2 separate regions of the Homo sapiens genome follow, and region 1 is linked to region 2. Evidence: chromatin contacts called from ENCODE Hi-C or POLR2A ChIA-PET data. All regions are on one chromosome and are shown on one strand. Each heading gives the region's core, a stretch centred on a gene start or an enhancer-like site at or near the end of the contact. The rest is flanking DNA. Distances are from core to core; before and after follow the strand shown.

Region 1 (5,107 bases), core at 1,210-3,709, 72 kb after region 2:
TTTAGCTTAATTTACTGTAAGAATACCGTATGTAATACATATAACATACAAAATATGTGTTAACTGTTTGCGTTATAAGGCTTCCAGTCAACAGCAGGCTATTAGTAGTTAAGTTTTGGGGGAGTCGAAAGTTATACTTTAATTTTCAACTGGGCAGGCGGTCGGTGCTCCTAACCCCCACATTGTTCAAGGGTCAGCTATATTTCTTTTTCAATTTTCATTTTCGTCAATTCTTCAACCCTTGTCCTAAGCATCCTCCCATTGCTGGCACCACCTAAGCTGTACAGAAAGGCTTAGAAGGCTTCATCTCCTTGAAACCACCTTTGCAAAATTATAATTGAGGAAATTATGACACTGAAAGAAATCAGACCTAACCAACTCTATCTTGCTTGTAACCTTTAAGCTGTCCTTGTTCATTCCTGAGCACAGGCCAGAACTAACTTTGGGAAAGAATTTGATCCATGGTTTGACTCTGAAACAAAATTGGTAACAGCCCTTTCCTGAAAAGACCCCCTTCTTGTCTGGGGTCCAGTCTGCCTTTGCAGGACTAACAAAATAACTACAAGAAATTACAATTTCGGGGTCATGTAGCCTCTGGCTCCAAGAGTCTGAACCTCCCCAAATTGCTCCTGGGGATAACATCACTATTGTAAAACCTAAGATCAGTGATTAAGATATTTGCAGACCCTGCACTTGATGGACTCAGACCAGTAACCTGGCCCAACCAGTTCTGCCATCCAACCCAGGAACAGAAGACATTAAGAAAACCTAACTTCAACCCCTTAAGATTCCATCTGCAACCTGACCAATCAGCACTCCCCACTTCCCAAGCCCCTACCCACCAAATTATCTTTAAAAACACCAAATTATCTTTAAAAACTCCAATCCCCAAATGCTCGGGGAGACTGACTAACAAACTCAGGTCTCCCGCACAGCCAGCTCTACGTGAATTACTCTTACTCCATTGCAATCCCCCTGTCTTGATAAATCGATTCTGTCTAGGCAGTGGTGATGGTGAACCCATTGGGCAGTTGCATCATGAGGATTTTGATAAGAGCACTGGAGTCAACAAGATAAAAGCAAGACATGCATATATTTTTTAACTGTTAGATTATGTTACCTGTATGGTCACATTACCTGTGGCAAATCTGTTTTACATTAACATGGGCAGACTCATACAAATGTCAACCAGTAAGAGATGGCACTGTTCTCACCTTAATACTATCAAGCAACTTAATAGATACAGCAAACTTAATTTATGAATATGTTTACACTGCCTACCAACAGACTGGATATTTGAAGATATTAAGAATGTATTCTGAATTTTTAAGTATAACAGGAATTACAGTTATTTAAGTCTACAGTTTTGGAGATATATATTAAAATACTTATCATGAAACGATGTCTGGAATTTGCTTCAAAATAATGAGGAAAGGGGAAAATAGGGGAGGGGAGGCTAGAGGAAACAAAACGGGCCAGGATCACTGTGGAGGTGGGTGATGAGTACACAGGGGAGTGTCACTGTGCTGTTCTACTTTTGTCCATGTTTAAAATTTTTATAAATAAAAAGTTAAAATAGAAAATATTGAATCATGCCAAACCATTGAGATGATAGTTTAAAAGTCACAGTGTAGTAAATTCTTATCATTTTATGTTGCCTCAGCATGCACTTTGAAGATAAGTGGGACCTTGTCGTAGCAGAAGCAGGGCTCTGTCACCCTGGACATGGCAGAGGGTGCAGTTCTACACCTCCTCCCAGTTCCTCAACATGACTAATACAGATACCTGCCTTAGACAACTTCCTCCTGGCAACCACCTCCCCATGGGAAAGCTACACACAGCCTACTTCACTGGCCCCGATCCCCACACCCCACATGGGCTGTGCAGTCACAGTGTGACCTCCTGGAACCAATTAAACCTCCCTGGGGGAAACCTGTTTGGACCCCATGAAGGCCCATGGGTCTCTAGGTAGGTCTCAATCTCTCTCTCTCCCTTCACAATTCCTGACCTTCAAGCTCCCTGACCATCCTGTGTGTGACCTCCAGGATTGCTGTGTACTCCCAGGGCCTGTAGGTAATAAAATCTGTATTTCTATCTTGTGCCTCTCCTAATCATTGGGGGATGCCCTTCATCTTGAAGACCCTAAATTAAAACACACAGATGTGGAATTTTTCAGCATGACTAATATGAAATTCCAGTGATCTAATTCATATTAAAAATAATCACTTAATGGAACCATGAAAGAATAAAGATTCATTGAATCTCCAAATTCTAAGCCAAGATGATGCCATTTCTTCTTAGCCCATAACAGCATTCTGCCCCAGTTCTCAGGGTTCCAGCTGCTTTCTTCTACTGCTGCTCTCAAGACTGCTGGGGCTTCAGGAAGTTTATACCAGACACCCTGCAAACAGTGACCCTCATCGGAAGAGAAATGCAGTGAGTCGCTGATCAGAAATGGTTTCATCAGTCAGAAATCCAGCAGTCTGCAAGTACTTTGCTTATGTCTATGTGGCCACCAGTCGAGTGAACAGCATAACGGTAACAGCCAAATGGTCTGATGAGCCGTTTGTATTCACTTTCAGTATATCCAGGAAACATAATCTGAAATTTTCTATCAGACAAAATCTCGAATGCAAAATAATAGAGGTTTTTAAAAATTTCTTTACAAAGTTTTTTCTCCCAGCTGATTTGACTGGGGTATTCCTCATATAGAGAAGGATACTGTGTCAATCCTTCTGAAGCTCTCTTACTGATTGACTTAAATGGAGCACAGGATTTTCCTAGTGTGGCTTTAATAAGATACAATCAATTAAGTTTTAAGAAGGGATAAAATAAGGCTTAAATCCAGTATCAAAGCAAACTGACTGTTAACTCCTGCAGTTAGCTTTGGGTAATAAAGGCAAGCTCAACTCTTTAAAAAAGAAAGAAGAAAGAAAGAGAAAGAAAGAGAGAGAGAGAGAGAAGGGAGAAGGAAGGAAGGAAGGAAAGGAAAGAAAGGAAAGAAAAGAAAGAAAAGAAAGAAAGAAAGTATTTTTTGTAAAAGTCAGTCATTTTGGGTGTGGTGAAAACCCTCCAATGGTTTTATTGCCAAATAAATGTCAAAGCCCCCGTGGTCGCCTGGGCCTCCTCAGCCTGGGGAGCAGCCCCTCTTCCCTGAGCTCCCTCAGCTCTGGCCTCACTGTGCAAGCACCAGCCTGAGGGTCTGCTCTTTCCCGAGATCCAAAGACACCCCAAGCACCAGCCTGAGGGTCTGCTCTTTCCCGAGATCCAAAGACACCCCAAGCACCAGCCTGAGGGTCTGCTCTTTCCCGAGATCCAAAGACACCCCAAGCACCAGCCTGAGGGTCTGCTCTTTCCCGAGATCCAAAGACACCCCCACCTTCCCTCAGATCTCTACCTGAGTGTCACCTTCCCAGTGAGGCTTTCTTGTTTTTTTTCACCTGCTTTCAGAACCCTAGTGAAACCATGAAACAACCGGAGAGGATAGGAGAATCCAAACAGCTATGTATCACATTAAGACAGAAAGGTCTGAGCTTTGCAGAGATTCACGCCCCAATACTGCGCACAACCAGCAAGGTGGTTACCATGTCCTCAAGCAGCACAGCAAGGAAGTGGTGGAGAGAGTTACTAAACTGAGGGGCAGGAGGAAAGGCCTAAAGAGGAGACTGGAGGGCAAGATGGGGTCACACCTTCAAGGCCATGGCACTAGGTTACCATCCCCACCCTCAAATTATGCTTCACCCTGGGCAAGAGGCGGTGGCCTGGGAACTAAAATATTATAGGTCTGCTTCCCCAGCAGGACGGGGATGTAATTTGTTGTAAATTATTACAGAAAAGCAAAATTATAATTTTTCCCCCACTTGGACTGTGCAATGGAATTCACACCTGAATCCATTCAATTATTTGTATTTTACAGATAAGGAAAGTGAAGCAGTAAGTAACTTTTCAAAGTAATGTATTAATAACTGGACTGGGATTTGAACCCAGGCTCCTAATCTCTATGCTATATCACCATTACATGAAAATACATATGCTTCATAATCAGGTAGAACTAATTTTATTCATTCATTGCATCTCTAATAAAAGACATAATTTCTCTTTTATTCTAAATATAAAATTCAAGAGAAACAAAACACTAATAGGGGAAATAGGCTTTTATGTAACAGCTATAATGAATCACAGAGGAATGCCAATGACCTCAACATTAATTCATTACATATATACATCCCCACACACATATAACAGTAATTATACACAAGGACAATTCATTGATACCTAACACCAAAAAGGTACTATGAAGTCCAGCGTTTTTAAGTAAACCTGTATTTTATTAACCGAATCTATATACATTTTAAAGAGTTAAAGATCCCCTGACAATTCACCAGCTGGGAATCCCTTCTCTAGAATAAGCTCTGGGTATTGCAAACCAGGTAAACAAAACACATCAAACAACAGCTTACCTGGAAATCAAAAGGAGCAGATCCATTTTAACCATTCCAAGACGCTATGTCCTCGGCCACAAAGGATTTAGAACAAGCCTGGGCACAGACTACTTGCCTCGAATGTTCACTGGTTCCTAAGAGTGGCTTAGTTTAACCAGTGCCAGATAAAATTTTAGAGTACAACCAGGGAAAGTGGACATTTACACTTCTCTAAAATGTACTTTCTGTCCTGCAAGGTCAGTCACTAAAATAGGAGCTCTTTAAATGAGACCTCAAACTAAACATGCCTTCAAGTATTTAACACCATTCCCTAAACTAGAGAAATGATCCTCTTCTACATCATGAGTAACATAATGTCAGAATATTTAGCACTTCTACATAAAATTTTCACACTATGGCTCTTTATTGATATACATTTATTTTTACTCTTAAGTTTCCAATGGCTAAATGGAGGGAAACAGGTCAGAGGGTCTCATTTCTGACTCCAAATACTGAGCTATCTCACTGTACACTATGTATACATACTTTTACCACAGCAACCGTACACCTAATGGAAGATATCTAAGTGTCTGTGTTCTCCATTAGACTGTAAATTCTCTGGATAGAAAAATATACATGCATTTTCACTTACAGTATAAATTCTAGAGAGAGACTGTTGAATAAAA
Region 2 (4,734 bases), core at 2,054-4,553:
ATAAATCTTTTTTTTTTTTTTGACAGAGTCTAACTCTGTCGCCCAGACTGGAGTGCAGTGGTGCAATCTTGGCTCACGGCAACCTCCGCCTCCTGGATTCAAGTGACTCTCCTGACTCAGCCTCCTGAGTAGCTGGGACTACAGGTGTGTGCCACCACGCCTGGCTAATTTTTGTGTGTGTGTGTGTATATATATATATATATTTTTTTTTTTTTTTTTTAGTAGAGATGGGGTTTTGCCATGTTGGCCAGGTTGGTTTCAAACTCCTGACCTCAGGTGATCCACCCACCTTGGCCTACCAAAGTGCTGAGATTACAGGCATGAGCCACCGCGCCTGGCCTGAAATTCTTACACATAAATCTAACAAAATATATGCAGAATCTGTATGTTGAAGACTACAAAACCCTAATGAAAATCAAATACGATATATTTTTATATATGGATTAAAAGATGAGATATCAAGATGTGAAAATTGATCTACAGAATCAATGCGGTTTCAATAAAAATTCCAGCATGATTATAAATATCTACAAACTGACATTTAAATTTACTAGGAAAGGCAAAAGAAAAAGAATAGCCAAAACAATTTTGTAAAGGAACCAAGTTGGAGGATTCACGCTACTTGATTTAAAGACTTACCATAAAGCTACACAAGTCAAGACAGTGTAGGACTAGCGAAAAGGATGGACACATAAATCAATGGAGCAGAATAGAATCCAGAAATAAACCAACAAATACAATCAACTGATTTTTTTTCTCTTACAAACATGTTTCTAATAAATGGAAAACAGATCTGTCTTTCCAAAAGATGGTGTGAGACCCACTGGATATCCCGATGTGAAAAAAAAATGCACTACTTCTACCACACTGCACACCTTATACAAAAATAACCTCAAAATGCATCAAAGATCTAAACGAAAAGCCTAAAACCTTTAGAAGAAAATGTTGTGAACTGCTCTTAGCCATGACACCTCAAGCACAGTCCATGAAAGAAAAAACTGATATAGTGAACTTCATTAAAATTAAAAGCCTTTGTTATGCAAAAGACACTGTTAAGAAAGTAACAAGGCTAGTGTGGTAGCTCATGCCTCTAATCCCAACACTTTGGGAGGCCGAAGTGGGTGGACCGCTTGAGCTCAGGACTTCGAGACCAGCCTAGGCAACAGGGTGAAATCCTGTCTCTACCAAAAATACAAAAAATTAACAAGAAGTGTTGATGAGAGCCTGTAGTCCCAGCTACTCAGGAGGCTGAGGCTGGAAGACTGCTTGAGCCCGGGAGGTCAAGGTTGTAGTGAGCTGAGATGGTGCCACTGCACTCCAGCCTGGGCGACGACAGTGAGACCCTGTCTCCAAAAAAAAAAAAAAAAAAAAAAAGAAAAAGAAAATGACAAGCCAAGCCACAGCTGCGACAAGTTATTTGCAAATCACTTATCTAACAAAGAACTTGTTTCTAGAAAATACATATATATATTTTAAAAATCTCAGGATTCAACAATAAGAAAACAGACTGATAAAAAATGAGCACAAGAGCTGAACAGAAGCTTCAGCACCAAAGATCTACAGATGGGAAATAAGCACATGAAGAGATGCTCAACCCCACTCGCCATCAGGAAATGCAAATCAAAACCATGCTGAGATACCACTGCATACCTATCGGACTGGTTAAAATGAGGAAAAACTGACACTATCAAGTGCAGGTAGGGATGTGGAACTACTACTGATACTCTCATATATTGCTGGTGAGGATTCCAAAATGGTATAGCTTCTTTGAAAAACAGTTGGGCAATTTCTTAAACATTAAATATATACTTGCCAAATGACCCAGTCATTTTACTCTTATTTACCCAAGAGGAATGAAAACTTACATTCATACAAAAACCTGTATGCAAATGTTTACGGCAGCTTTATTCATAATTGCCAAAAGCTGGAAACCCAAATGTCTTTCAATGAGTGAATGGATAAACAAGCTATGGTATATCTAAACACTGGAATACTATTGGCCACGAAAAGAACAAACTATTGACACAACAAAATGATTGAATTGCAAATGTGTTATGCTAAATGAAAGCAGTCAGACTCGAAAGACTATACACTGCATGCTTCCATTTATAATGACATCCTAGAAAACGCAGAATTATGAACACAAAGAACACATCAGCTGTTGCCATGGTTAGGACCAGGGGGATGGGCAGCACGAGGGAACCTGGGGAGGTGACGGAGCTGTTCTGTATCATGAAATGTAGTGGTGGTTGCAGGACTGCAGTGGTAGCTGTCAAAACTCAGAACTGTACACCAAAAAGAGTGAATTTACTGTACCTAAGTTTAAAAATAAAATTTAAAAAATGAAACCTGAACTTTCCTTTAGAAATTATGAGTATAAGCCAGGCAATGGTGGCGTGCACCTATAATCCCAGCTACGTGGGAGGATCACTTGAGTCCAAGAGGTCAAGGCTGCAGTGAGCTATGATTGTGCCACTGCACTCCAGGCTGGGTGGCAGAGTGAGACCGTCTCCAAAAATAAATAAATAAATAAATAAATAAAATATAGATAGATAGTATTATGCACCTACATATCAAAAAACTTTTATTACCTAAAAAGTGGACTTGAACAGAACAATGAGTCTAGACACCATCATTGTACTAAAGCATTGCAAACTTTGCATTTACTAGCAGTAGATTAAGCAGAAACAAAGCCTTGTGCCTTGGAAAAAAGACAATTCACCTCCTGGCCGGAAAGCCAGTCTGGACCTGGGATACGATGAACTCCCCATTATGGCTAGGTGAGTTGTACCCAGAGTTCATTATCCTATCATTGGTTGAAATTTAGTGATCCTTATTTTATTCAAAAATTATTCTTGTGAAAATTTTTCTGACATAGCTGGTTTATCTCTAAGCTTATGACTTCAGATGTTATTTTATGCTTGGTAGAATTTTCAGACCAAGTTGCAAATAATTAGAAAAAAAGAGGAACTTTTATTTCCCTGTTTTCCATGAACCTTACTAAGGTTTTCACTAAGTATATGAATATGTCAGTTTGGTACCAGGAATAAAACTATATTCATTCAATATTATTTCCATAAAAAACAAAAATCTCTAAACAAATAAAGAAATGTTAACTGTACATTTTTTCATGAATTATCGAGTCCACAGGAATGTCATAGCATCACCTACTAAGCATTCCTTTTTCTTTTCTCCAGTAGTTGAGCGAGAGGGGAATTCTTACATAATAATGATCTGTGGGCATCCCAGGCAGGAGGCACACAAGTGAGGGGGAAATAGAGCCCTTCTGTGCTGTTCGGCTTCCTTGGCTCATATCCCAGTTAGTGAATCAAAGCTCAACTTTCTTCACACCGAGGGGCTGCTGCTTTCTTGCTTTTCTATGACTTTCTCCTCCCTGGCTGCATGCCGAACTTATTTTTTTTTAAACAAATCTTAGTATGGAAGGAGAACCGTGACTCTCTGAAGCTTTAAAAGAGCACTGAATTATCTGATTCAGAATAAACAATGTATTAAAATCTAAAAGATATGAGAATTTCTTACAAGCCTGAAATAGGCCATTAAGCCATGGATTTAAACACTGTGGAGCACACACTGTGCTAACCAAGTTGATAAAGGAGAGCACAAAATTCAAGGAAATAGACTATAATTTTATATGGCAGAACTGAAGTTTTCATGGAAAGAAATCTGTATTTTTTAAGAGAAAACTGTGATTGAAAGCAATAAGGATGACAAAAAGGAGGTACAGGGAGTGTCTGAACCGGGTTGAGGTACAGGGAGTGTCTGAACTGGGTTAGAAGCAGGGGTTCGGTCAGTGCCTCTGGGCAGAAGGCAGCAGCAGCCCACGGCCATCTGGCTGTCACTCCACCGCCCCAGCACCACGAGGGACCACTCAAGTGTCACCCAGGGGACTGGGGAGATGTGTTTATCTACCCAGTAGTGCAGCCCCATTTTCAATTTTGCTATGACAATTTGAAATTTTTGAAATGTGTTCCAAAAAAATCAAAATCAAAACTTCTTTTAAAACAAAAGTTTCCATCTCCACAAAACACTTCAGGGAAAAATAAACATAAAACAAAGTAAAATATAAAGTAATGTTTTAAGGAGAATAATTTACTCATTGTATGAATACTAATTCTAGGGAAAGATTAGTCAGTCCACATCTTAACAGAAACAGAGTAAGCTATGGGATCAGATTCGAATTCCTTTTTCAGCAATAGAGAGGGGAACCTGTTTAATGTCTGTGGATTTCCGTTTCCTCATCTATAAAGTGAAGATGAAAATGCCTATCTGTGAGGACAGATGAGAGGCACTCGGGAAGTGTCCAGGAACACGTGGGACAAACTCCACGGCAGTGCTGACATGTTTCCATCTGGCACTGCCACCTGGCTGTGAAGGGTCGCAGGCCCTCCCTGAACTGTTTCTCTCGACTCTTGCGAGTGCAGTGAGAATTCCACCGCCTCTTGTCTTCCCTGACCTTTGGGGAAAGAACCCTTCCTTCAGCCCTCCATGTTTCTTCTCCCTAGGTTCAGGTGAGCATCTCAGTGTCTCTTTTACATCTCTTACAGGCCTCTCTGGCTCTGACCTTTGAAGACCTCCTCTCACAATCCACTCCTTTCTATTTTCACTAGTTCATGTATGTGAACATTTTCTAGCAATATACTAAAACTCTGTCTAACCTTTAAGTCTGTTTCTTCACAACATTTATTTATTTATTTATTTATTTATTTATTTGAG

Evidence for each region. Hi-C counts contacts between places; a loop is a spot of excess contacts on that map. ChIA-PET counts read pairs that join two places held with the same protein, here RNA polymerase II (POLR2A). Pooled maps may share reads with other maps.
Region 1: a loop to region 2 is called in a pooled map, with 3 times the contacts of the local background. The contact joins two enhancer-like sites. A Hi-C loop is called at or near these places in 1 of 37 single-sample maps with no recorded cell type and 3 of 50 pooled maps. POLR2A ChIA-PET finds 5 or more read pairs at or near these places in 8 of 52 experiments (Panc1, T-cell, WTC11 and 4 more).

The regions. Positions count from the first base shown.
Region 1 is chr6:157,838,328-157,843,434 of GRCh38, reverse strand. The region is part of intron 1 of SNX9 (sorting nexin 9); the gene reads right to left. Among named protein-coding and RNA genes, the nearest start is that of SNX9, 18 kb to the right of the region's middle. RefSeq lists a silencer at 864-1,158 and an enhancer at 1,676-1,825. Within about 2 kb of position 2,459, at least 6 of the 41 ENCODE cell types and tissues checked have a DNase peak (open chromatin) inside an H3K27ac peak, as active enhancers do.
Region 2 is chr6:157,911,110-157,915,843 of GRCh38, reverse strand. All of the region lies in intron 9 of SNX9 (sorting nexin 9), which reads right to left. Among named protein-coding and RNA genes, the nearest start is that of SNX9-AS1, 21 kb to the right of the region's middle. Within about 2 kb of position 3,303, at least 4 of the 41 ENCODE cell types and tissues checked have a DNase peak (open chromatin) inside an H3K27ac peak, as active enhancers do.